Regions from separate parts of the Mus musculus genome. Here regions 1 and 2 are each linked to region 3. Evidence: chromatin loops called from intact Hi-C (ENCODE). Cell type or tissue: gastrocnemius. All regions are shown on one strand. Each heading gives the region's core, and the rest is flanking DNA. Links, peaks and the distances in the headings are about the cores only.

Evidence for each region. A loop is a pair of places that touch in the nucleus more often than their neighbours do. Peaks named below come from ENCODE experiments on the same cell type or tissue, not always from the same donor. Only the 100,000 strongest peaks of a DNase experiment are listed, where the experiment ranks them.
Region 1: it touches region 3 in a loop (2.4-fold over the local background); 6 of 42 quality-filtered maps call a loop at or near these places.
Region 2: it touches region 3 in a loop (4-fold over the local background); 2 of 42 quality-filtered maps call a loop at or near these places.

Annotation. Positions count from the first base shown.
Region 1 is chr13:102,514,140-102,524,733 of GRCm38, forward strand. No RefSeq gene overlaps it. Among named protein-coding and RNA genes, the nearest start is that of Gm29870, 36 kb to the left of the region's middle. In gastrocnemius, for the core only: no CTCF peak of the experiment used is centred there; a DNase peak (open chromatin) is centred at 4,487.
Region 2 is chr13:102,392,664-102,403,257 of GRCm38, forward strand. No RefSeq gene overlaps it. Among named protein-coding and RNA genes, the nearest start is that of Gm46397, 46 kb to the left of the region's middle. In gastrocnemius, for the core only: no CTCF peak of the experiment used is centred there; no DNase peak of the experiment used is centred there; H3K27ac peaks cover 2,980 bases.
Region 3 is chr13:101,730,936-101,738,935 of GRCm38, forward strand. The region is part of intron 2 of Pik3r1 (phosphoinositide-3-kinase regulatory subunit 1); the gene reads right to left. Among named protein-coding and RNA genes, the nearest start is that of Pik3r1, 33 kb to the right of the region's middle. In gastrocnemius, for the core only: a CTCF peak has its summit at 4,974 (motif pointing right); a DNase peak (open chromatin) is centred at 4,949; H3K4me3 peaks cover 1,583 bases; H3K27ac peaks cover 7,015 bases.

The sequences.
Region 1 (10,594 bases), core at 1,412-9,411, 780 kb after region 3:
TTGTGTTTTCCTGTATTTCTTTAAGAGATTTGTTTGTTTCCTCTTTAAGGGCTTCTACTAGTTTACCTGTGTTCTCCTATATTTATTTAAGTGAGTTATTTATGTCCTTCTTAAATTCCTCTATCATATTCGTGAGACAGAATTTTCGATCTGAATCTTGCTTTTGAGGTTCCTAAGGGTATCCAGAGATTGATGTGGTGGGAGAACTGGGTTCTGATGTTGTCATGTAGCATTGGTTTCTGTTACTTATGTTCTTGTGCTTGCCTCTCGCCATCTGGTTATCTCTAGTGCTAACTGCCCTTGCTGTCTCTAACTTGAGTACTCTTCACTCTCAAATCACCAGAAGAGCTATAACTAACAATTCCAATAATCCCATAGTTAATTTCAGAGACACGGCAACATAGAAATCACTTTTATTTAGAAAGCAAAGGCCCCAAGTTCATTAGCATTGAGGTTTGATGGATGGGATTACTTGGTTATTAGGAAAGAGGGAATGAGAGAGAGAGAGAGAGAGAGAGAGAGAGAGAGAGCAGAGAGAAGCTTATTTTAGAAATGGATTTGAGTTCTTCCTTTATATTACTTTAAAAGCTGAAGACTCAAAAGTTGAATAGGCTTTAGTTTCTTGTGACATTCATTTATTCATTTATTTATGTATCCTGGTTAAATCACTGTCCTGCTCCAAAGCTTAACATATGAACATGTTAGTAAAAGTAGAGTGTCTGAGTTAAAATAGATCAAAAAAGGAGAAAAAGGCTATTACAGACTTTTAAAATAGCCATAATTATTTCCTAAGTATTTATTATATGAACCACACTGTATATTCTTCTCCTTTCTCTAAACCTTATGTAAATGAAGTTTAAAATGTCTATCCATATACATATCAAAAGCTTGCTTCTCTTTAGACTTTGGATTTTCAGGGTGAGAAGCCAGCTATTATTTTTCCTTATTGACTTAAAAAAAAAAACTGAAATTACCCACAGTTCTACCTGACTCAATTCTAGGAGCACATTCTGTTCACTGCTTTATTGGTAAATGTAAAACTCTAGCAAATTATTGGCTACTGGAAGGACTATAGATCTTCACATTCCCTTTTTGAAATGTTTCATGAGTTAAAATCCACTGTCCTTAGTCACCAGGGACTTGTGAAGAATTCATTTTTGCCTTTAAAGGGAACCTGTATGCTTTATAACCTTGAGAGACATTGCTTTCTTGAAGTGCTAGCTAGTGAGTTTAAAGAACCAATTGCCCTTACTGTTGGGGGGAGGGAACAACAATAAAATGGAAAATACAATTCCTTTCACAATTGCCAATGTCCATTGTATTTCCATGTATATTTTAATGGTAACATTTCACAGAAAGGAAGCTACCCAAATGACAGCATAAATATTCTTATAGCCTATAGTTTCAGGAAATACTGTCGACTAGAGAAGATACTCCACAAAAGACCTAATGCATCAGAAAACATTCATGAAGATTGCATTACAAGAATAACCCTATGATAACAATATTTTCTTTTTTTATATTATCATATATATACAATAGATATAGTACTGGGCTTCAAAAGAACATTTTCATAGAAATAGTGTGCATTGACCCTGTTCCCCTCCTGCATACCCTGTGTTTTCCTTCCTCTCTCCCCTGTCCCCTTCTGATAGTTCTCTTTGTTCCCCTGTACCAGTGTTTCTCAATCTGTGGATTACAACCCCTTTGGGGGTCAAACAACCCTTCCATACGTGTTGTATATCAGATAAACTGCAGTCAGATATTTACATTACTATTGATAACAGTAGAAACATTACAGTTATGAGGTAACAATGAAATAATTTTGTGGTTGGGGTCACTACCACATGAAGAACTGCATTAAAGGGTCACAGCATTAGGAAGGTTGACAACCACTGCCCTTAACAGTTGCACTACTACTCTCATATTATATTGCTTTATATATCTATATAACATCTGGGAGCCATAAACAAGAGAAACTACAATATTTATGTGTCTTTCTGAGACTCTTAATTCATTAATGATTAACTCAGGTTACATCCATTTTCCTGGAAATGATATAACCATTCTTCTTCGTGATTGGAAAATAATTCCATTGTTTATGTAAATAACATTTTCTTCATCTATTCCTCTGTTGATGGATACCTAGGATGGTCCATAACTTAGCTATAATGAAAAGTGATGTAAGAAACAGTGATGGACAAATGCCTGTGTGCTTGTTAACTTACAGACTTCTCAATAAATGTCCAGAAATGGTTTGCTGGCTCATATAATAGATCTAAGCTTAGTTTTGGGAGAAACATCAAGAGTGGTTTTCATCGTTGACAGTTCAACCAGCACAATGATAGTTGAACTTTGTTGTCAGCCAGCTCTTCTCTGTAATCAACTAAGAGACTTGCCCCTGGGAAGGTTCCTAAGGCCCTTTTCTGAAAAGGCATTTCCAGGAAAATCTTCCTCTGAGTTGATGGTATCTCCTGGTGATGGTCCAGCTCCACAGGGGTTCTAAATAAAAGACACTGCTTTCACCTTTTCTCTTTCACTGACTGCCAGTCAGTGTATCTACTTTGTTGCAGGCATTGCTGCCATCTTTTTCTAATATCGGAACTCAGCATCATCCTTCCATCAAGCACTGGAGTCCTATGGTCCTTCAAGAATTCTACAGACCATTCATCATCAGTTTAAGACTGCTGAAGCATCCACCCTTGTGGACTAAGCAGATACCATGCTATTAATCTCTACAGCATTTGATAACCATTATTGAACTACCCAACTATGTTCATGTAAGCCAATCTAATAAGTTCTGTTTGTAATATAGACTCCTTGAATTAGTTCTGTTTCTGTACAGAACTGTGACAAATACAAGCACTTGTTTCTTTGTGACTGTCTTTCTGACTGAAGTGAGATACAGAGTTGTTGTAGTCTTAATTAGCATTTCTGAGGACTAGGGTTATGGAGAAATTTTTCATGTGTTTATTATCCACTTGTGCTTTATTTTATGACAACTTTAATTCATTCCCAAGATCTAAGTACTGCCCTTGCCCAGAAACAGTGTTCTACAAAGCATTATTCCAAATAATGTAGACACTAGCTGAGGCTTAGAGTTGTACTCATCTTGTCTAGCAGCACAGCATTGAATATTAGTGTGTGGGTGGTAATGTATGTGTCCTCAAAGATAGACACAGAACAGCAAGATACATATATGTGTAGGTTGCAGAAAATAGACTTGCTTTTCTCTTTTCTCCTTCCTTCTTTCTTTGCTTCATTCCTTTCTTCCTTTTTCCCTCATTTCTTTTGCTTCTTTCCCTCTTCCTCCTCCTCATTCTTTCCTCTCCTCCTTCTATTGATACAGAGTCTGTGTATGTGGCCCCAGCTATCCTGAAACTCACTGTGCAACCAGGACGGCCTTGAACTCACAGATATCTACTTTCCTTCCAAGATTGGAGATCAAAGACATGCACCACTATGCCACCTAGAGTTTATCTGAGCATGCAGAGTGAATAGTGGGGGTTGGGGGGCATTTTCTCCATCAAATTTCTTTCATAATATGTTCAAGGCTATAAGAATCTATGAGCTTTATTCATCACAGAACTTAGCACTATCCTATTTGAATCTATGTGTCTTTTTCTTCAGTCTTAACTGAAGTCTTCCTCATTTGTGTGTGTGTGTGTGTGTGTGTGTGTGAGAGAGAGAGAGAGAGAGAGAGAGAGAGAGAGAGAAGGAGGGAGGGAGGGAAAGAGGTACAACTTGATGTCTTGAGAACCTGCATAAATTCCTGGGTTAAGACAGTCAAATCAATTGCCAGTTCTAAATGTTAGGATAATTGCCAGAACAAACAATTTTGTCCTTGTCAAAAGTACCCTGGGATTATTGCTTTGAATATTAGCTTTTTTTTCCTGATAACTCCTTGTAAAAGGCCCTACTTCATGGGTGTGGGGGGATCCTTTCTGAAAAAGTTAAGAAATTTTTATTCTAAAAATGGGCCATTGGTTTACCTTTTGTAAAACCAATTTATACCCCAGCATGCACTATCTATCTATCTATCTATCTATCTATCTATCTATCTATCTAAATTCCATTCAAGTTCTCCCTGAATATCTGTGCTCAGTGATGTAGATGAAATGGGTGTGTCTTCTCACCTCTAAGTGTGAAAATCTACTGGAAGCAACAGACATATAAACAGATAATTATAGTACCATGTAAGAACTGCTATTCAGACATGTGAACACAGTGATGTGGAAATCCCAAGGGGAGAATTTTTCTGGGCCCATGAATGTTGTTATACTTCCAATGACTGCCATCTCTGTCAAGATGCTTTGTGACAAGGGACTAAAGGATGTCTCTGCATTGGAAGTTTGCACAGAGAGACGAGGACTCCTGTATATTGAAACTGAATAAAGTGGTGACTGCCTAAGTATCGTTACCTGCTTACGTTGAGCTTTGACTGTTTCTTGAACATTGCTAAGGACAGAGCCTTCTCAGTGGCAGTGCCAAGGAAACTGTTGGAAGTTGCCAGTCATTTGAGAGAACTGCCGTGGAGAACTGAATGCCAGATGGCTACTGATGAAAGTGAGGAAGGTTCACACTTAGAAGTGAAGTCCAAATCCATATCTGGGCCTTTCCTTCTCTCTCGTCTGAATGCAGAAGAGAACAAACCCTGAGATTTATTTTATTCTTGGCTTACAAAATCCCCAGTATCTTGTATTCTTTTAATGAGGTACTAAAGATGAAGTCAAATTAAATCTGCTTTATTCCAAAAGTTTCAAATGTCCAATGGGTTGTCTCTTACTGAATTGGGTCTTTTCTTTCTTACCTTTTCTTTCCTGACTATCAGGAATGACAGTCAATGGGAAAAAAGACTCCCCAGGTCTATCTCCCATGACTAAAGTTTCTTTGATACCTGTACCTCATATAAGAGGTAAAATAAATGCTCTTCTGGGAACACTATCCTGCTTTGCAGAAGTGCACCCTGCTTCTTTTGGGGAGGACATCCTCCCCAAACACAACGCTTTCGCCAAGCTTTTTAGGAATAAATGTTTCTTCCTGACCTACTAGAGAGCCACACTGGGCGGCTAACTAACCTGCTGTTCCTTTGCCCCAAGTAAAATGGCCGTGAGAGAAATAGACTGGATCATGATCCTGGAACCTTGCTTCTTTTGCATCAAGGCCTTGTCAGGCAGCCTCTTGATATTATAGCAAAATACCTGAGATTCACAACTTAAAAAAAAATAAAAGGCTTATTTATTTTCTGATTCTAAGGATTAAGTTCATGGTCACTCAGCCATGTTACTTTGAGTCATACACCACCAGTACATCGTGGTGGGTGCATGTGTTAGAGCATGTCCATCTCACAGCAGTCTGCAAGCAAATAGAGAAAGGAAGAAAATGGGCCCTAGCATGCCTCAAAGGCACATCATCCAATAACCTAACTTCCTCCCACTAGGCTTCACCTCTTAAAGGTTCTGCCACCTCCCAATATGGCCACAGGCTGGTGATCAAATCTTTAACATATGGGTATCTGGGGAACAATTATCCAAACCACAGTGGGAGTCAAGCCACTACTACTCCTTGGGTCAACGACGAGTATTTGAACCTGATTGTGTTGCGTTCAACAGAATCTGGTTATCTAGTGTGTATTTGCATGCATACCTTCAGAACCAAGGTTTATATTTTTAAAAAGTGTCTCATTTTGTTCCTCTATTTTGTGTACCCTCCAGGACCTCTGGAGATAAGAAGTGGTCATAATAGAGTTAAGGTATAGACTACCCTGCCTGAGAGTATTCACAGTGGCTAGAAAACACTGTGTCTTTGAGACTGAATAGATAACTCAGCCCTTAAAAATTCTTGCATCTCTTGCAAAGGACTAGAGTTCAGTTCCCAGAATCCATGATGGGTAGCTCACAACTGCCAATGACTCCATCTCCAGGAGTCATAGTCTAAAACTGGACTCTGCAGGCACCCACAGGTTTGTCCGCTCGCTCACACTCATGCTCACGCGCACATGCACACATGCACATACACACACACACCATATCATGTCCTTTTCTGTTTTAGACTTTGATGTATAAAAGACCTCACTAGGACTAAGGATATAAACAGTTTTCAATCCATCCTGAGAATGATAAGAGGACTTGAGGGACCACGGACATAAGCCCAGTACAGAGTGCTTGCTTAGTGTGTATGAGACCCTGGGTTCCATCCCCAGCACCATAAAACTAAGAAACAAAATAATAAGGACTTGACATAGGGAATAATTAATTATAAGAATGTTCTTTTTGATGGTTTTCATTTGACCTCTAAGGGAAGAAGGAAGGAGACACAAAATCATAGTGGGACTTGGCAGTTCTGAATGTTATGTGCCTTGAGCCTCTGACTTATTCTCACCAAACACACCCCCATGACTATAGCACCAAACCTTCCTTCAGCTCCCAAGAAGCCTCTCCCTGATTGGTGTGATGGTGCATGTCTTTTATCCCAGCACTTGGGAGACAGAGGCAAGAGGGTCTCTGTGAGTTTGGGGTCTGTGTGATCTACAGACTGAGTTCCAGGACATCCAAAGAGTACATGCTGAGACCATGTCTCAAAAGGGAAGACGTCTGAAGGAGAAGGCAGGAGGGGAGGAGGATGGGGAAGAGAAGATGACAAGGAGGAGGAGGAGGAGGAGGAAGAGGAGGAGGAGGAGGAGGAGGAAGCAGCTACCCCTCCCTGCAGAGTCATGTCACTGGAATTGACCCACTCTAAGGCAATTGTAGCAATTAATATACAGTGTAAAAGCAACAGAAACTCCTGTGCCTGCTCATCTTCAGAAAGAAAGGGCTACTGACTCAGGGTTACTTTTCCTCTGCTATTTTTAGTCCCTCTAAGTGCTTCATGGACTATAGATATTCAAAAGCCTCCATCAAAGATCCCAGTCACAAATGTGAAGAGCAAACCATTTCAGAGCATGCAACTTGACCTTCATTGTTCTGGGGATTTCGTTACATTGCTGTAGATTTTCAGGTCAGTATAAGGCAGCAGTTCTCAACCCGTGCGTGGGTCACAGCCCCTTTGAGGTTTCAAATCAGATATCCTGCATATCAGATATTTACAATACAGTTCATAACTGTAGCAAAATTACATTTATGAAGTAGCAACAAAAATAATTTTATGGTTGGAGGTCACCGCAACCTGAGGAACTGTATTAAAGGGTCTCAGCACTGGGAAGGGTGAGAACCACTGGAAGGTCTGGAGCACTCGAGGCTTAGAGTGGCTTCCTTTAGGCCAGGTAGCTCGGCTGTCTGCACTGGCAGAGGATGGTGAGCAAGAAGGCAGCATTCCAGGCAATTCAGAGGAGCACAACCTGAGCTTGGCTTTTAAAAGACCCAAGGAAAGCAATTTTGATGCCTGGATAATCACCCCTGTAGCTCACAAAGCTTGCCAGTGGAAACCTGTCCCAGAGGTTCCAAGCTTAGAAAGTACAGTGATTGAAGCTTCATCCAGAGGAAGGGTAGGAAGGCAATTAAACGAGGCAGCAAGTGGGGCCTTTGCCTGGAGCCACTTCTGTTCCATCAATTGAGGGAATTTACTTGCCCTCAAAGGAAAGTTATTTCAGCACCTGGCACCAGAAATCTCAGTATATGAGCTTTTCAGTCTCCTTTGATCTGTGCTTACTGGCTCCTGGATTATCAGGCAATAACCAGGAAAAGGAACATGTTCTCTGGCTGCACTTGGCCCACAGGCTGTGACCTGCTCCTCAGCTGCATCCCCCACACGGTTAGCCGACTTTGTATATAGCTTTGCTCATCAGGGCTCCCCTTTCAAACTCCCCGAGACAGAAGCTAATCGCCTATAATGTCAGACAGTATCTATGCCCTAAGTCACCTTCAGTTGCTTAAGTCCTTCATCTCCTAACCTTGCTGTGATGGCCCTGGTGACAAGTGACAAAATTCAAAGAGGACTACATATCTACATATTTTTTGTTGTTGTTTTCTTTTGTTTTGTTTTTTAATAGGGAGAACTTCAAGATCAACACAGACCTTGATTAAGTCTCCTTTGTGTGACTGAGAAGTAATTTCACTAATGTGTGACATAATCTTGTAATATTTAGAATTAGGACCAAATGGAATATTTTACTTCACACATTAGAACTGCTAGCATACAGCAATTGTGCAATAAATTCTTTCTCTACTTGTTGTTCCAAACCCTGTTCTTCGTTAGTGTTTACAATGATGTGCTCTGGAGAGGCAATTATTAGATTTTTCAATAGTTAGGTGAACCAGTTGGTTTTATACTATATCATAGGTCATACTTCAAGTATATTTATCAGCACACCAAGTTATTCTTAGTGTGACTCCTAAAATAGCAAGAAGAGCCCTTTCAGCATTTCAGAGATGAAAATTAACCAGGCATACTTAGAGCCTGCTGGATCAGAAACTCTGAGAATAGAACAAAAAAATTTGTATTTTAATGGAGCCTTCTTAAAAGAGAATATGGTTGGCCTGTTCAGTGACTAGAAAGAAGATTATTGTTTGAGGTAAATTGAGGCAGAGGGGATATGCTAAAGGATCAGATCAAGGAGATGATGGGCTGGATCTTGGCAAATTTGTTTAGCTATTTTACTGGGTTCTTAAATTTCTATCTTCCTTCCAACACTTATTCTACCCTAATCCTTTTCAACTTCCCAACATAGCTGGGAGAGAAAGAAACTTAGAAGGGGAAGGGAGAGTAGACCTCTGCAGGCTACTTCCTGCTGATTGGAGACATTGAATACATTGGGGTAAATCCAATCTTCATCACCAGAATATCCAGCAATCCAGCAATCCAGCAATCCAGGAATGCATCAATGCATCAATGCATCAATGCATCAATCCAGCAATCCAGCAATCCAGCAATCCAGCAATCCAGCAATCCAGCAATCCAGCAATCCAGCAATCCAGCAATCCAGCAATCCAGCAAACAGAACAGCAAATGCAGCAGAAGGAACCAACAGGGACCAGCAACAGCAGGGGCAGCAACAAGGAAAACAGCAGCCACCACAGGTCCTCTCAGGACTCATGCCCATTTATACTCTCTCAAGAGTCTATCTCTTCAGAATTAAACTATCTGTATCTAGCAAAGCTCACGCCCCTGCTTGCGCTCGAGGCAAATCATAATCACTAGCCTGAAGCAGCCTCTTATCTCACACCTAGGATTAAAACCAAAAATAAAAAGCATATTCACATAATATAATTGTTTCTTTTTTTAATTTCATAATTGGGTTTTCCAAGAAGCCAAAATTCGAACTACAGGTTGGGTGAAGGAAGCAAGATGCAGGGACCTATGCAGAGGGATGTAAGAATTTTGAATTGTATTCAAAGCAATAAGCAGAATACAATATCACTCAAAACTATTTACATGGATCACACTAGTGTGTTCTGAGTAGATAAAGAATGGTTTGGGCTAGGTTGATGGAGACATACATGGTGAGAGGTAGGTGGAGCCAAAGTCTCTTTAAATGATTTGTTCATACTTTACCTGTGGAGAATCAGAAAAAAAGAATCAGAGGTTGAACTGCTGGTGGGATTGCAAGCTGATACAATCTCTGGAAATCAGTTTGGCAGTTCCTTAGAAAACTGGACATAGTACTACCAAAGGACCCAGCTGTACCATTCCTGGGCATATACTCAGAAGATGCCCTAACATGTAATAAGGACATATGTTCCACTATGTTCATAGCAGCCTTATTTATAATAGCCAGAAGCTGGAAAGAACCCAGATGTCCCTCAACAGAGGAATTGATACAGAAAATGTAGTGCATTTTACACAATGGAATACTACTCAGCTATTAAAAACAACAATGTCATGAAATTTGCAGGCAAATGGATAGAACTTGAAAATATCATCCTGAGTGAGGTGAGCCAGACACAAAAGAACAAACACGGTTTGTACTCACTGATAAGTGAATATGAGCCCAAAAGTTTAGAAGATCCAAGATTCAATTCACAGACCATATGAAGCCTAAGAAGAAGGAAGACCAAAAGTGTGGATGCTTCAGTACTTTTTTTAGAAGGGTGAACAAATTACCCACAGGAGGAAATATGCAGACAACATATAGAGCAGAGACTGAAGAGACTGAAGAGTCCAGAGACTGCCCCACTTGGGGATCCATCCCATATATAGCCGCAAAACCTGGAAGATATTGTGGATGCCGGGGAGTGCTTGCTGATAGAAGCCTGATATGGCTGTCTCCTGAGAGGCTCTGCCAGAGCCTGACAAATACAGAGGCAGAAGCTCTCAGCCAACCATTGGACTGAGTTCAGGGGTCCCAGATGGAAGAGTTGGAGAAGGGATGGAAGGGACAGAGTCGGTTTGCAGCCCCATGGAGGGAGCAACAGTGTCAACAGGCCAGACCCCAGGAGCTCCCGGTGACTGGACCACCAAACAAAGAATATACATGGAGGGACCCATGGCTCCAGCCACATATGTGGCAGAGGATGCCCTTGTTGGACATCAGTGGGAGGAGAGGTCCTTGGGCCTGAGGGTGTAGGAGAATGCCAGTGAGGGAGGATGGGAGTGGGTAGGTGGGTGGTAGAGCACCCTCATAGAGGCAGAGGGATGAGGGATGGGATAGGGGGGTTCC
Region 2 (10,594 bases), core at 1,549-9,548, 660 kb after region 3:
TTCATCAGCTTCATAATTTCTGACCAAGCAGCAGTTAAAGTTGTCAAAGAAACCACTTTTCATGTATATATGCAAAAAGCAAGGGCAATCATATCCAATGGCCTCTGTGTCTCCTACGGAAGAAATAGTAGCTGCCTAGGTTTAAATATATCTAGGTAGGCCCTGTGTTTAAATAATGGTGATTCTCTTAAGATTTAGAGGCTGCAGTAAGTTTTCTTTGGCACCAAGACCATGATTAACTCCTGTTTTGCCCCACAATTAAACACAGTAACTAGCAGAAGGGATATTTAAATAGTAAAAGGATGAGGTGTGGCAGGCTCAGACAGATCCAGCTGTAAGCATGCTTTAAGGCCACCCTAACGTTACAGACTCTATTCCTTCAGTGTGTGTGCATGCACACGCACATGTGCATAAATGCACACGGATAGGAGACCCAAATTTTTTTTAAGCAATAACCCTACTATCAGCTATAGGGAAACACTTGCAGAGTCTCGGGGTCTCCTTTGTTAAAAAACTCTTCTGCAGACCATGCCATTCTCAGAACACTAGTAAAACGTTGGTTAGAGCAGAAGGTCTTTCTCTGAGAACCGCAGAATTAAAATAGAGCAGCTGTGTGTGATAAAGAGCTGATACATGAAGCTGCACTCACACAATACGAGGGGGGCCTTTTGTTTCCCAAAGAAAAGGCTTTCAGAAGCAATTCAGCGAGGTCCTTCCTTTCTCAAATTCCAATGGCAAATAAATATTAGTCCCCAGAGGGCTCATAAAGACCTCAGAGTCTAAAACAAACAATCCATGGGGTAACATTCAATGCAGTCTATACAGAGACCAATTAAAGTGCTTGGGGTTAATGGAGAAGTTAGTGAATGGTCAAGGAATTCCCTTTAGAAAGAATGCATCCCCCAAAATGATGCTATCAAGTCTTAAACAAGCAGAAAGCCCGAGACCTTCTTGACCTAAGGCTCAAGCCTCTCTAGAGAGTGCACGGTGAAGGAAAAAGAGGATAGATTCCTAGTGGAGCTGGAGGACAAAGTGCTGGGTAACAAGGCCTGGAAATGTCTACCTCGTACTTGGCACCATCTGTGCAGGCCACCTGATAGCCAGGTGTGCTGACACCTGTCTGTGGTTCCAGCACCTGGGAGGCTGGGGCAGGAGGAATGCATAACATAAAGACGGTCTCATATACACAGTGAGTTCCCAGCTAGCTACCAGGAGAAAGCTTGTGGGGAGAGACAGAGGCAGAGACAGAGACAGAGACAGAGACAGAGACAGAGACAGAGGGAGAGACAGAGGGAGAGACAGAGGGAGAGACAGAGAGAGAGACAGAGGGAGAGACAGAGAAAGAAGAGGAGGAGGAAGAGGAGGAGGGGGAGGGGAATAACACAAAGTCAAGAAAGGAAGGAAAAAAGAAATGGGGGGGGGTGAGAGAATGCTATCTGATTTTAAACAAACAGATGAACAAAAAAAAAAAACCCTATATTTTTCAAACTATGCAGTGCTATCTGCTATATACCCAATATATAAACCAGTGGTGTACAAAGGCAAGGCACAATGTGCAAAGTAACCATGATTTGTGGGCCTGTGAGAGGAACAGCTTCCGACATTGACTTGGAGAGCATGCGGGACCTCACATCTTCACAGGAAGCCATTACTTTCCACCAAACTTTCCACAAAGCTTGATGCATGACCCTTGAGCTCAGGAAGCCCAAACTGACACCAGTGCCAAGATGGGCATGTTTATTACTGTTGTTGTTGCTCGGCTCCAACCCCTGCTTGCCCCTGCACAAGCCAGGAAACCCTGCCTGCCTTCCTTCCCCAACCCCAAAGGCACAAAACAAGCAAACAACAACAACAACAACAACTACTACTACTACTACTACTACTACTACTACTACTAAAAAAAACAAAAAACAAAAACAAAAAAACCCTCTGAACAAAGGAAAGTCTCTAAGGACCCAGGTCAGCATTCCTGGCAGCTGTGGCAGCCTCTTCCCCGGAGGCTGCCAGCCACCCAGATCTCTGCCCAAGTGCTCAGGTCTTGACCATACTTGGGCACAAACCCAGCTTATGGCTAACACGTCATCACCCTTTACCTATAGCCTATAACGCTTCCCCATCCTAAGTCAGGGTGCACGACTTCCGCAGCCCTGTTCTTTGGGACTGCTGAACCCGCACGGGGCGGAAGCACCTAATAAACTTATATTTGCTTTTAGTCTGGTTTAATCTGGCCTATATCTGCTCTGCATCACCAAGGGACAGAAATGACCTACATCATCATCGTCGTCGTCATCATCATCATCATCATTTAGCACTGTTGGTTGGAGAATTCTGACAATGTAGAGAAATCATGCACATGTATATATGTATGTACGTATGTATGTATGTATGTATGTATGTATGAATTTTGTGGCTTAGCGTTTTTAAATGTGTGTTGTATAACAGACTATCTCAACAACATGTACTCATTTCACATAGGATACGTACAGTAGACCAAAGCATGGATACCACCAAAACCCAGTTTAATGACCCAGTAAGTTTTCCTGGGGCTACATACAGGAATGTGGGTGAAGGGTTACCTTTAACAGAAGCAGAAATGACTCAAACACCAGCTGCCTCACCAACGCCCACCCAGCACGGATGACAGCTCACAAAATCTAGAAGCCCCGAGCACACTGCGCAGCCTCAGGCACCTCAGCAGTTTGGAGACTGTGCCTTCCTGGTGATCAGTGGGTCTGAGCCTCTTCTGGGCAGTTTGCTTTGTCTTTGCTTCTTCTTGGCAGTGTGGCTGGTTGCTCTTTCTTCCTGGTGGCTGAGTTTGCCTAACAGTCACCTTTCCAGACTGGCTTGTCTGAGAGTGACTCTCAGCGATCTTTGCTATTTAAGTTGGGGGAGGAAGAGCCTAGTGTTTCTGGTCAGTTTCAAGGATTTCCTGAAACTCTTTTGAGTTGTTTACTTCCGGTCTTAAGGAGCTTTCCTGCAGGATGATATGTTTCGATCTCAAAACTTCTACACAGCAATTTGACACCATCCAAAGTCACCTGGGAAGAAGGCTCCCAAAAGAGGAATTGTCTGCATCATGGTGGATTGTAGCATGTCTGTAGAGCATTTTCTCCATTGCTGATTGATGTAAGAGAGGCCAACACACTCTGGATTATTTCTTCCCTAGGGAGATAAGCCTTGGTTTTATTTATTTATATAAATGAAATACATATTATTTACATATTATACATATTATTTATTCATTATAGAATATAAACAAATTATTTAATATTATATCATGCAAATACATTAATAATACATTATATATTATGTTATATTTATTATATAATACATTTTAACATATAATAAGGTAATATATGATTATTATACATTTAATATAATATGTACTAGCTAAACAAGGCAGAAAATTCTTCAACTGTCTCTAATTCAGTTCCTGCCTCCAAATTCCAAGATCCAGCTGCTTCCCTGATTCCCTAGATGACAGAATATAACATACAAATGTAGTCCAAATAAAATCTTCCAACCCTGTCTAAGTTGCTCTCCCTTCCCCTCAGTGTTGATCATGGCAACAGAAACCAACTAGGATGTATATGTACATTCTGGGCTTGCTATGTTTCCATTTGTTTCTACTGGATTTGCATTTCTAAAAATAAACATTAGGATTTCTTTGTCCCCACTTCTTCTTACAAACTTTGAAGTCACTTTTCTCAGGGGAGTGAGTCTGAACTTGGAGCACTGTTTTAAATCTTTCATACAGTGCTCTTCTCACAAAGCAAGCTGAATCACATCAGCGACATTATTCCATATTATATGACATCTCAAAAAATGTCCCTGAGACCAGTCCTTTCAAAATTTGCAACTCTTTACTGGCCTGGCGATGGCATAACCCTGATTCATTTGAAGCTCTAGCTGCTTGCTACACCCTGCATTCTCCGGCGGCCCATTTATCAACCTGTTTTTTAATTTCTACACAGCTGACATACTGATCATGGATGGGCTAAGAAACATACTGAATAATTCATATCAAATATACTTTATTTATTAGATACCTTTTAATACTCCATGGAGAAGTTTGGGTTGTGCTCTTTGTAGAGTTAAGGATGCCTCTCTTACTCTGCAATAACCGTTCTGACTTCCGAAGGACTTAAGACAATGACTCCCAGGGTTTGGAATTTCACAATCCTGGAAATTTAGAAAACTAATCATAAAAGCCACATAAAATATCAGTTTTATTCTGTGTCAGCACATTCAAAATTTCCCAACAGTAATTCTCATTTTTAATGAATTTTAATTCTCTAAAACAGAATATGTATGTGTGTGTGTGTGTGTGTATACATATTAGACTATATGAACAAAAATATAATTTTCCAAAGGGCTATATATAGCTCTGGTAAACTAAGAATGATAGACTCTTACAACATTGTCTTTATTTTACTGAGTTTGTGGTATATGTAAATTTACGGCATATTGAGACTCACTGGCTTAGACTGAAGTGAGATTTCTCTCACTGGGATCAGGAAAACAGCACACATCTAGGGGACCTTTGATGTGGTTAGGTATTCACATTACCCTGAAGATCTGGATGAAAAAGATTAGAAGCACATACCAGCTGGTCTGGATACCATGGAATCATCACAGCGCTGCATCTTGATTTTCTGCTGCTTTGCTATTGACATTTACACTGGAACTTAAAACATCCCAGCATGGATCTTAGCCTGCATGTGCTAGTTTGACCTAGAAACAGTCGCATGCAAATATGTGCCCAAGATAATAATACTGGAAACCTAAGACTCTTAGATCTATTTCCATGGTTAAAACCGGATTCATATTTAATAAATAAACTTCTCAGCTCATTAACAGTTGTCCCACTTCAATTGCTCTGCCACATATTATACAGAAGAGAACATTGCGTTCTTCATGAGATCTCTGTGGTCCGGCGTGCATGGAGATTGAGTTATCAGGTCAACTTGATTTACTTCTGAGCTTCAGCACCCATCAGGACAGAAGGCTACATTTGGAAGCTGCTCTAAGTATTAAAATTATAATCACTGCAAACTAGGTCTAGAAAGGGCAATGACCAGGGCTGGCCAGTTTCTATCATGCAGACACCAGGGAAACTTTTCAAGATAGCAAACCATTAAAGAGAATTTTGATAACAATTATAGAGATTGCTTTCAGTCCTCCCTGAACAAATATATAAATCAGACCCCTAAGGAACCTCATATTATCTGAGGTTAGCTACTTCTGTTTATAAGCCATTTATTTTCTCAATTGGCAGTAGTTCTATGCTTTCTTATAGTTTAAATTATTTTCCTCCCCACTGCTAGACTTGTGACCTTTAGTCTAGACCACTGGTTTTCTTCATATTTGGTACAAATTCTTCTGTTTCTACTCTCCAGATAAGTCCTACTTCTAGTCACAGGAACCCCTCCCTAGACCAGGCCACACAAGCATGGGAGTCCTACCAAACTGGTAATGTGCGGGGTTTTAGCTTTCATTGCAAATTGATTCAATGACTAGAACTTCCTAATGCAAATCCATTTTTCCTTATAACACCCAGTTTCCTTCTTATTTACTTTCTCTGTCTAGTGCAAAAGAGAACTTTGAATCAGTTTTCTTGACTGAACATATGCTCTGCTCAATGGTCTCTAAAAGTACCAAATTTCTGGAGCTGGAGGGAGTAACTGGTTAAGATTGAGAGGAAGGTAGGAAAGGGAGAGAGGAAATAGGAGATAGCACTGGCCTGTAAGTTGTGAATGGTAATTGGGGTTCGTTTTGTCCTTAACAACTGGACACCTCCCTCCCCCCCCAGCAAAGAAACAAACCACTTCCATCTTTCATAAAATTACCCCCCAGATATTGATGATGTAGGAGAAAAGATTGCAATCTCCCTCTTCTCAACAAGATATACTAATAAAACATTTTCTACAATATTGTGTCCAGCTACCTCCTGTAGTTAAAACAATGCATGTCCTTGTGTCTCATGAAAGAACAACACCTAGGGAATGGATACAATAGGTTTCAGTATTCTGTGATCATGAGAAACCCAGCCTACTCTAATAACCTGCTTATTGCCTTCACAAGATTATTTTCTAATTCCTTCCAAACCCTTGCCTTACATAGCTAAATAGCTGTGCTTTTATTAGGCCGAACCCTTTTCTTTATTAAATAAAAGGAAGTCAGGGAGCATGTTATAAAGGCCCAGGGGTGGAGAAGCTATGTAGCAGAGGAAATGATGATCCAGTAATATCCATGAGTCATACTCCTTTTATAGATGGGGACAGCTCTTACAATATATTCTTGGGCAAAGAAGGGGGGAAACACTCTTTATATGATTAAAAATGTCATAAGTCAAGAAAATCAGCAACCTACAGATTGTGAAAAAAACCTTCACTAACCCCACATCTGATAAAGGGCTAATATCCAAATAAATAATGAACATTAGATTTTAGCAAACATTTTTAAAAAACAACCCAAAGATGAGAGGTCCGTTTACATATATTATAATAATCAATATTACACGTGCAAAAAAATTGAAACCAGGCCCAATCCTCTATGTTAAACACAGATTAGCTTCAAATGGACAGAAATGTATTTGCAAAATTTATTATAAGCCTTCAGGGTAAAAAGCAGGAAAATATTCTAAGAGATTGTCAATGAGTGCTTAGAAATAACATCAAAACCAGTTTGTGAGAGTGAAAGTTGCTAAGTTAGAGCTCATCAAATGAAAAAATGTTATTCTGTGGAAAATAGTATCAAGACAACAAACAAGTTGAAGACCAAATATTTGCAAATATAGACCTGACAAAGGTCCCTCTGAAAATTCAACAAATACCCCCTGTTCTCTCTTCTATTTAGACTCCAAGAAAGGACTATAGGAGAAAGGACTATAGGAGAAAGGACTATAGGAGAAAGGACTATAGGAGAAAGGACTATAGGAGAAAGGACTATAGGAGAAAGGACTATAGGAGAAAGGACTATAGGAGAGCAGTTTCAGAAGAGCGGGCTGTGGACCTGAGAAGAAAAGGAGAGACATTAGTCATACATACAAAGTTTCATCCACACAGAAGGGGAAGGGAATTAGTGATCCACTTTGCATGAATGGCCACAGTAAATAACAATGACTGAAAAGTTGGTGCCTCAAAGTTGTCAGGTTCAAAGGTTTTCACTACATACCAAGGATAAGTATAGTGGGTGATAGATTAATTAGCATGAATTAATCATTCTACAACATAATACTCCATTGCATCCCATGAGTACACTAACAACCACTTGTCAAAGTACAAATAAATAATGAAAAACTTATATGCTCAGTGGTAAACAATCACTTAACTGGATCAACAACATTAAAACCCCCATAAGTTGCCACTACACACTTATTAAAATGGCTAAAAGAAAAGATCCAATACCAAGTGCTGACAAGGATGTAGGACAACTGGAAATTTGAGATCTTGCTTATGCATATTTAAATGCTCGCTCTGAAAAAAATAGTTAAATATAGAATCATTACATAGCACTAAAATCTCATTTCTGGGTATAGATCTTAGAAAAAATGAAAATAGTATTTCCACAAATGCTTATACGTGAGTGTCGGTAACACACCTGCTTGTAATAGCCACAAATTATTATGTGTCATTCGGAAGCAACCTGAATGCCTTCCACAGAACTTTTTCCTTTATGGAGTGCTATCCAAAATGAAAAGGGATGAGCTGCCAATGCAGAAAACAAAATTGGCCGATTCTAAGCACATTGTACTACCTATAAGAAACCAGTATCAAAGTTACTTATCTTGTTAGGTGCTGTTTCTGCAATATACTCAGAAAGGCAAAAATTATATCAGTGGAGATTAGTGGTTGTGAGTGGTGCTGAATTAGAGAAAATATATTATTTAAAACTGTACTGGGGGTGGGGGGGGGAGCAAGATAGATGGATGGCTCAGCAAGCTAGATGTCTAGCCTGAGAACTTCTGTGGGATCTTAGGGAGCCACATAGTGGAAGCAACTCTACAGGCTGTCTTCTGACTCGCACATATATGCCTTATCACACATACCATGACATACACACACAAACATACACACAAAGCTACATCACTAGCTTGTTTCATTTTTATGTATGGATTCTTGGACCAGTAGCTGTATAATCAACACAGGAGAAAAGAAAAATAAAATGATTACCCTGCCTTTATCAACAGATTAGAGGAAAAAGGAAAACATTTCATGGGCCATGATAATATTATAGCTCTAAATAAGAATTTGGAGGATTACCATGACTGTAAAGTGGTGTAAGTTAATAGAAAAAAAAAAAAAGACAAACTCTCCTCATTCTCTAGTCTTCATTGTGTGTGTGTGTGTGTGTGTGTTAGCACATGTGTGTAGAGTGATAGGTAATCGAGTCTATGTAATGGGACTTATAACTCACCATGCAAATCTCTTATTTTCTAGATTAGTTCCATTAAACTGGGAAGACCCTCTAAAACTGTGAGCTGTCCTGTACCACAGGCTGGAGGCCCAGAGTAAATAGAAAAGAGAAAGTGAGCTGAGCACCAACCCTTTGCTCCCTGAGTGGGTGGGATGTGACCAGCATCCCCACGCTCCTGTTGCCATGACATCAATCACTGATGAACTGTATAGCCTTAAACCAGGAGCCAACAAGCTGTTCCCTCCTTAAGCGGCTTTGTCAGGTATTCTATCAGATCAATGATGAAGGACATCGATCAATCCAGCACCGCCAGCCTGCTTTCCCTGGCTGTTCCAGTGCCTGCATGTCACCCATACTTGCCTAGCTGGCTTTTGGTCCTTATGTTACTGGGGGTTTGTTGTTGTTGTTTTGCTTTTCCTGTATTCTTCATTCTACTTTTATGAAAAAGAGAAAAAAAAATTAACCAGAGAAAAGATTTGGGAATCACTATGATTTCAAAGTGGTGTAAATTTACAGGAAAAAAAAAAAAGACAAACAGGTCACCCCCATTGACTCCTAGGAGCCTCCCCCATACCAGGTCTCTGGGACTTCCTGGAGATTCACCCCACCCTCACCCCCACCCGACCCCTGGCAGTTGCAGATTTCCATTCATTCTCCTGGCCCTCAAGCCCTCTCTCCGGCCCCATACCTGCTTCTGCTCCCCCACTTTCTCCCACTTAGTTCCCTCCCTTCCTCTGCTTCCTATGACTATTTTATTCCCCCCTTCCAAATGAGATTCAAGCATTCTTACTTGCGGTTTATTTCTTGTTTAACTTCTTTGGGTCTCCGTGGGGGGTGGGGGTGACTGGGAGGGAGTTGAGCATTTGGGATGTAAATAAATAAATAATCCCTTCACTTCAGGTATCTTGAACTTCATATATATGCCATATGTAATGGGTAATCTTGTCAAAGGATTATCTAAAAACAAATTCCAGAAGAACGTCCCAGGTTTAGTACATATGTAATTCTACTTCTTACCACTTCCTGGAAAATTATAAAGAATAAAAATTACAGGCTGATTTTAATCAGTTTTGTTTTTGTTTTTTATTATGGACATTTATGAAGGATCTACAGATTTAGATCTAATTAAGTCATTTCCCTCATTGTTTTTATTGCTAAATATATTGTATTAAATTCAGAGTCATAAATCAAAATAATCAGAACATTCATTCAGCTAAAAGTCAGCCTCACTGGAGATAAATAACCTTTGGAAAATGAGAAATGTCCCATAGTGCTAACCCATAAGGAATATACAATGAAGTCTTCATTAATTTGTCAGCCTATAATTGGGAAATGTGCTTAATTAGTTATTTATGGACCGTAAAGAAGGAAAGAGAGCTAGTTATGATCCCAGTCTCCGTGTCTCACACTTTGTTTCATTTTTTAAAAGATATTTTAAAAACATCTCCCAGAAGAATTGTACAAGATCAAGCCAGGCAATGTCCTCCCATGGAGTGAGAGCAATTAATGAGCTCTCACCTCTCACTGAGGAGCAATTGACAGTTGAGGGCTTTTGAGGGATGGTCAATCAGTGTTCTTTAAGGGTTTGGCCCCTGATATCTCAACCATGCTCTAGTGCAGTTCTCAACCTATGCGTTGTGACTCTTTTGGGAGGCATCAAATAACCCTTTCACAGAGGATGCCCAAGACCATCTGCATATAAGATATTTACATTTCAGTTCTCAACAGTAGAAAATAACAGTTATGAAGTACCAATGAAAATAATTTTATGGTTGGGGATGACCACAACATGAGGAGCTATATTAAAGGGTCTCAGCATTAGGAAAGTTAAGAACCACTGATCTAATGGATGGACCCACACCCTAAAAGTACATGGGTAACACAGAATGGACTGGGTGGGTTATTTTTTTTAAAAAAAGAAAAAGGTTGTAGGTTCTCCTTTAAGATTCGTGACTTAAAGGATTCATGACTGAGTGATGGTTTTCTGTAATGATCTCTATCTGTTGCAAAGAGCATACTCCCTTGGTGCAGGAAAAGGGTCACACTTCTCTGTGGTTATGTGGACAAGTCTGTAGAGTTCACTTTCACCTCAGGGAGCTCCAGAATCCTATGTGTGATGTTAATGGTGTCTTTAGCAGCAGAGACTTAACCTTCTATCTCTGAGGACAACCTAGGA
Region 3 (8,000 bases), core at 1-8,000:
ACATCAGCTCCTGCCTCCAGGTTCCGGCCTTGAGTTCTTGCCCTAATAAATCCCTGGTCCCTGGAATAAATTCTTTCATCACCAAGTTGCTATTGGTCATAGGGTTTTAGCATAGCAACAGAAACCCTAAGATAACCACTAAACTGATGTCAGTTACCATCCCTTTACTTCCTTATCTATTTATTTTCAAACTGGGTCTCAAACTCGCTTAGTGTAGCCCAGGCAGGTCTTAAACTTGTGATTCTCCTGCCTCAATCCCCCCAAACAATGGGGTTTACAGGGTACCACTAAATCTGGCTCAGAGTCCTCAGTACAGCCTAGCAAGTGATAACTTAAAGAACCATGGGCCATAAGGGATTGTCAGGACATACTCAGCAGAAAAAATGACTATCTAAATATAACCAGATACCCTGGAAAACCAATGGATTTTCAAAATGGTGCTTCTACCATTTGAGCTGAGAACCTGAGTGGCCTTGGGCACACAGCAGGCGATTGTCAGAAGCGCTTTGTAAATTTTTATCCAAAGTACAATGTCACTCATCTACTATAACATTGCTATTTCAAAAATCTAGTTTCTTTTTCTTTTCTTCTCTCCCTTTCCTTTTCCTTTTTCCTTTTTCCCCTTACCTACCTACCTCCCTCCCTCCCTCCCTCCCTCCCTCCCTCCCTCCCTCCCTTCCTCCCTCCCTTTTGAAACAAGGTCTCCATATGTATCCCAGGAGATCCTTGCAGTCTTGATTATCTTCCTTGCTTTGGCTTCATGAGTGGTAAGCCTACAAATTTGCATCATCATACCAAACTTTAGAAACGATCTCATAGTCCAGGTTAGCCCTAAACTCATCATGTAGAGCAGGTTGGCCTCAAAATCCTCTTGCTTCTGTCTTCCAAGTGCTGGGAGTTCCACACTAGAATTTTTACTTCTACACTAACAAAGGCAAACCTTTCGGCACAATCACTGTATTATCTATCTTACAGACTACAGTTGGGGGCAGAGATAACATGTGGGCTTGGTGCCAGAGCCTGCAGTCCCAGCACTCAGGAGGCACAAGCTGGAAGATCTCAAATCCGAGGCCAGCCTACGCTACATACACAGCAAATTCCTGTCAAAACAAAAACCAACAATGTCTATTGGTGTCATCCTTGTTCGGATCACGCTTAGGCAGCCATGTTGATGAGACTTCACGGCTGTAGCTTGTGACATATTTAGGAGACACCGTCTCATATAGAAGGGGGAAAGCTCACAAGGACTCAATTATAAAGGAAAAACCCAAACTGCAGGCAGCCAAGGAATGCTGAGTGCGCACGAAACAGGCTTCCCCAAGGAAAAGCACAGGAATCGGTTATCCAAATACCAAATGATCAGCCCTAAAAGTAACATTATACAGTCTGAGCAGGTTGTATTTATGTATCTGGTATTACACACACAGGCACACACACACACAGAGACACACACAGAAAACAGCAATTAAAGAAAAAAAGATATGAATTTGAAAGAGAACAAGGGGGTACACAGGAGAGTTTGAAGGGGGAGAGGGGGAAGAGAAAAGCTGTGTAATTATAATCTTAAAATACAAACAAACACAAAGGAAAGAACTCCTACAACAGTAGGAGCCGTGACCCAGCAGAGGCAGACGGTTTTGAGGGGGAGCCTTAAATACTGATCTTCCTTCTCCCTCGGGAGTCATGAACAAAGCACAGGATTAATGTAGTGTGTGCACAGTCTTAGGAGGACACCAAGCCATTTTCTTCCAAGTGAGTGATGTTCATGAACGCAATTTTGAAATCTCATAAGGAATCTTAAAGATTTCAGGGCAGCTCATTCACCCTTCTGGGCGCCGCTCTTAGGAACGGGACTCGATGACAGGAACAGTCCTGGTCCCAAAGCAGGCTCTCCTCACAGGCTGCCTGTCGCCCGCCACAGGAAGTCTCCAGCCTACATGTGGGTACTATTTCCCAAGCTCATTGTAAGATCTAAAACATGTGTTTCCCCTCGGCGTGTTCTATAGCTGAAGGTTACGGTTCCAGACAAGGACACCAAAGCCACTTCACCAAAGTCACTTTTAATGATAGTACATCACTGCAAATGGGCATACCAATGACATTATGGGTCACATAAATTTTAGCAAATGAATATAGAAATCGAACGCACTTAGGGAACTTCCCAATTTACACACTGGTATGTTACCAACAGAAATAGTCAAGTCTTCTGCCCTGCCATCTTCATCACAGGCATGCAACTGACAAAGCTCGCCAAACACAAGCAGGCGGAAGGAGAGGGCAGGCAGCAAAGGCAAGACAGCAAGCATGGGTCTCCACTACCATATCCCATGGAGCCTATGGCTGAGGTGTAGATCCCACGGGATACCTTACCACTTCAAACACCAGCTGTCTACCCCCCAGAAAGAAAAGTCAGCCACTGGCAGGAATACGTAGGAGACTAAGGAGGGCATGGCACCTCAAACACAGGTGCCTCCAGCTTAGCTCCAATCCTAAAGGACACTACTTGTCTGGCCGAACGGCCAGCATTCTGTTTCCCTCCATTAAGTTATGAGCTTTGATCAAGGCATCCAGGCCAGGACCAGGTCCTGGCACAGAATGAACACATAACACACAAGTCTGTGAAGAGGAGTTCCCAAGGAATTCTCTCCAGTTATCGTGGGAACGAGTGAAAGTCAGCGGTAGGAGATGGAGCCTTAAGTATTTGTTCCCTCACCCATAGTCCACCAACCCTGTTTTATGTGGGAATGTTTATAACTGTGAGAAAAAACGCTAGTGTTACCCTTCCCTCCCTGGCAGTTTTCATTTAAAGAGCCCTTGAAATACTTGGTAAGTGATGCCTATAAACACCTATTAAAATGCAGCTTTATAGGAGGTTAAATCATTTATAATGGAGTCCGGTAGTACAGGGTACCAGTTGCAACAGAATTCCTAGAAGGGCTTGCTGGATTAACCTACATCGTCTAGAGAAACAGTTTAGTTATGATGATGTCCAACAACCCAGTCCAGTATTATTTAAAAGTAAGGCTGAATTTAAAGACGTCAATACTGGATGTTTCAATTCTGGGTTTTATGACAGGGCCACTTTGTGCCAGAGCAGATAATCTATCCAGGCAGAATTTTAAAGCTCAGTATATCTGCCTTTATCCAAAAGGGAAAGACCAAGGAGGGGCACCACGATACAGATCTGGTGGATGAGAGGGGACAGCATTTTAAAAAGAAAGACATATCAGGTAATAGGAAAATGGAAACTTGACAGAGGGACCAAATGTTTCACGCGGACCTAATTCGATTCTTCTCAAACTCGAGGAACAAAAGCAACCAGAACAGGAAAATGACTTTGAGTTTTAACTAACGAGTAAGCATCTAGTCCTTTTCCTAAAGGAAGGGACAAAAATAGAAGTGAAAGAAAGGTATCATGACTGGTAAATGGGCAGGGCCTTTTCAGAAGGAAGTTACACAGCCTGACCTCAACAATACATCTCGGCTTGCCCACAGGAGATGCCCATGCCTCAACCATTTCCATGATGCTGCCCTTTCTCTTCTCCCCACTGCTCACATGACATTAAGCCATTCAGGGTGAGCCTAATACTGACCTGTATCAGAACACATAAACATGTCTCGCTTCCTTCAAAAACTCTGCTTTCTCTAGGCCCCACTCCAACCGTTCTCCTGCCGGCTTCTTGCTCGTATCATGCTCCACTCATTTCAATTCATCAATATGCTGCTTTGTAACAGTTTATATATTTGTTTCACACATATATAGGTGTACTATGTGAAAATGGAAGCAAATAACATATGGGTTTCCTGGTTTCTCTTGTACCGCCTCCTTCTTTAGCTGTCATCGTTCTTAGTTCACAGTGGAAGGCACAGGAATTAATTAACTGAACGTCAAATGCCTGAATCCAGGGTATCAAATGATTACTTGGGTAGTACACAGCATTTAAAAAAGCTTCACACTCCAAATATGAACAGGCAGGTAAGGAAGAAATAAAACCACAAGGTTAGACTGTGAGCCTTATTCATAGTTGGTTAGGATACTACCCAACACACACACATACATACACACATACACACACACATACACCACACACACACACACACACACACACACACACACGCACACACACATACACCACACACACACATACACACACCATGGTGAGGCATATTAAGTAAAGCACTAATGTATATACAATTTAGCTTTCAGGATTTATAAGATTATTTTCAGATATTAGGGATGAGAAGTCAATTTAAAATGATGTGTTATTAATAATAAAAATTGTTATACTGGTGCTTTCTAAGTTCAAGCTGTCCTATGTGTTTGTGTGTGTGTGTGTGTGTGTGTGTGTGTGTGTGTGTGTGGAGTGTGGAGTGGGTGAGTATGTGTGTGTGTCCACCCAAGACCAAAGGAACTCTTTCCCCTGTTTGCAGTTGCTTGAGAATTTTCCACGAACCACCTCCCTTTTTTTGTCAAATGCACCTTATGACATTATACAACTCTGGAGAGATGCCACTACTTAAACCTCTAAATAGTGCACATGGTCAAATTAACCAGATCCCAGCACCAAGAGCCACCAGTTGCCCGTTCTACAGAGCCTGTCTCATGTCAGCTGGGCAGGAAATACCAGATTCCAAAGGCTGGAATGAAAGAAAGCCCAAACCAACCACAGAGTTACAAAATCAGCCATCAATTTGTCTAATTAAAACTCCATTTAATATTTCATTAAAATGGAATTCTGGTGGTCTCAAGAAATATGCATTTAAAAGAGCTATGTAGCCACTTCTTAAATACCTATCATGACTTACAGAGACCGGCTACGGCCAATGATCCTGGGCTTAAGGTTCCTAAAGAATCATGCATTTTCATATATTTTAGCCAAGAACTTTACCAAAAGAACCTCTCCGTGACCATCGCACCACCTGGAGCGTGGGCCGAACTTTTCATTTTATTTCTCTCTTTGGCCAATAGATGGCAACCTCTATTGGGCAGGAGAATCAGATTCAGAGCAGGCAGGCAGGCATGTCCTCCCTCCCACCAAGACCCAGCACATTTTTTCTTTTTTTCCTTTTAAGCATTGAGCTATTTCATAATGAATTAGTGAGCAAGAAAACAAAATATTTTTAAGTTATTTTGCTATTGCAACTCTGACTTTGTAAAGGAAAATGGAGTTCTGAAAAACCAAAGGTTTTCCTCAAAGAGGAAATGGACACACTAAATGGACAAAGCAGAAGTGAACTGCAGCTCTGGGTATGGTTTTGCCAGTACTATGCCCTCTGAAGATACAGTATGGAGTCAACTAAACTCTGCCTAACAGATCCATGACCCTGGAATGGTTTATACCTAAGTGGCACAAACAGTTGGGCCTGATTGCCTATACTTATAATTCTAGCTCTAGAGAAGCTGAGGCAGGAGGATTATCATGAGTTTAGAGGTCAGCTTGGGTGTGTGTGTGTGTGTGTGTGTGTAAAGTATTAGTCTCCTAGGACTAAAGAAGAACAGTCTTGGAAAACAAAACAAGAAACAAACAGAAAACAGAACTAGATACTATTGAAGCAGGCAAAGGAAAACATGAGTAGAGACTCCTAATGAGCATCATTCAAGCAACAATGTTCCATGTTAAATGAAAACTCTGTGCTAAGAAACGAAACCATTCCAGGTTCCAGGGTGCCTGCGCCTGGGAAAGCACCGAGCTGTGGAGAAAAACGCATTTTGCCACAGAACACAGCTGGTCCTGTCTGCCTTCCACGGACGAGGAGGAGAACTCTCAGGTGAGGTAGAAGAGGCAGCTGGTCTAAACATGACAATTCTGCTGTCATTTCTCCCTCAAACACCGACAAAGAGAGCGTCGAAGCGTTTGCTATCTCCCATGATCTCCTGCTTTGTGCGTGGTTTCAGCTGTTTAACTTGGCCCTTGGCCTCTATTTCCTGTGGCCGGGCAATCTCAATTCCTTTCATTTTCGTCAGGTTCAAACATATCACTTAAGTCTAAGAAACACTGAGTGTGTGTGTGTGTGTGTGTGTGTGTGTGTGTGTGTGTTCAATGTGTCCTTTCTGTTTTGAGAATTATCATCAATGAGCCTTAGGTCCTGGGGTCTTCTGGGAGTGGAGGTGTGTCTGAGAGAGCTCCCACACAGCTCATTCCTGGCCATCGATCCCATTTTACAGATGAGAAAGCCAAGGCTATGTATGTTATGGTACCATCTTTAGGTCATGCAGCAAATACTTCACAGTGACTAAGACGGACTCTCAGCCAAGGATGCCACTGGAAGTTTTTAATGCCTGACTTATTTACAAGTTCACCATGTAACTGAGACCATAGTGCAATGGCTACCCCTTTGGCTGTACAATAGCAGAAACCAATCTTCATCCCAGGCACTTTACACCAGATTCAAGGGCGCACACATAATAAATGATGCAGAAGCCAAACAGTTTGTCTTTCTTTTTTTTTTTTTTTCCTCTAAAGTATATTTGTACAAATTCCCAAATGTCCCGAAAAACTGTTCCTACTGCTGACTGTGTCCGTTTTTACTCTAATTAAGAACTGTCAAAGACAACTGGGAATGGCCAATGTACTTGAGTAGTCTAAATTGCTTTGTTCTACAGATTCTCTTTGGCGAGAAAACGAGATGGGTAACAAGGATTGTTCTGTGCTATACATGGAGGATGTTGAGATGGGATCTTCCATCCCAGAGACAGCAGCTAGGTCTGAGAGTCAACCTGAGGCGCGCCACTTGGATGCCCGGTTTAATCCCGACAGGAACTGTGAGTGAGTTCCCCCTTCCATTCTGCCCCTTTTCGTAAGAGGCTGAGAGAGTTGCCTCTGTGGATTTCCCAGAAACTCTGTCAAACCCACGGGAGGGGCAACGCAACAACAGCATCTGACAGAGTTTTAAAGAGAACACAGCAGAAGTAAGCGCTGCTCTTTACCTCTGCTTCTAGTCACCTGTATTGATCAGAGCAACTCAAACGAGAACCTTTCTCCAGAAAGGACACTGATTGCTCTGCCACTATTACTGGAAAACGAAAAACATCAACAACAATAGGTCTCACCAGTTAACTCTCCAGAAACAGTTAGCCAGCTAATCAACACAACATTAATATATTTAGCATGAGTTATGATTGTGGTTAAAGCTAAAACGTCTTTTTGGTACCCACAAAAATTTAATTTATTACTTGACGTAAAATAAAATATGCAATTAGAAAAAAATTTTTTCCATGAAGCCCACTGAGTGTAGCTTAATATTTCTAATTAAAATAAATAAGCCCCAACGTCTTTAATTATGACCCATTTAGGTAAGACTTTCGACACATGCTTTCTGCTAAATCCTACTGAAAGAAAAAAAAAAAATTTCCATCACTCAGGCCTGTCTCCACGTAAATATACTCAATTGCTTCATGCTTCTGATTTTTTCTTCTACTAGGTATCCAGAAAAAGAAAACCTCGTTAAATCATTTCAATTTTAAAAGGTTTTAATATAAACAGAAAACTAAAAACACCACTCAGGATTTCAGCGTGCAGAACTTTTATTTGCCCTTGATAAGCACATATTGTCACTTTTATGTATCTGTCAAATCCACAGGAACGTAATCCCAACAGAGAATATAATGAATGTAGTCACAGAAAACTCCAAATTAATGATTTAATTTAAACTTCAGCTGTTTAATCTTTTCACTGTAAGAGACCAGAATATTTTATGCTTGATCCCAGAGGATTAGGTAGTGACCATAAAGAAAGGAAACTGGGGTTATGGGGTTACTCAATTGTCCATGAAGCCTAAGAAACCATTTTATTTGACGGCAGAGGGAGGTTGAGACAAGTTTTCTCTGTGTGACCCTGGCTGTCCTGGAACTCACTCTATAGAACAGGCTGGCCTCAAACTCAGAGAGTCATTTGCCTCTGCCTCCCCAGTGCTGGGATTAAGGGTGTGACCCACTAAGGTTCAACTAAGGAACCATTTTATACACTTTCAATTAAGCAGTCCTTTGTCGCTTGGGTCCA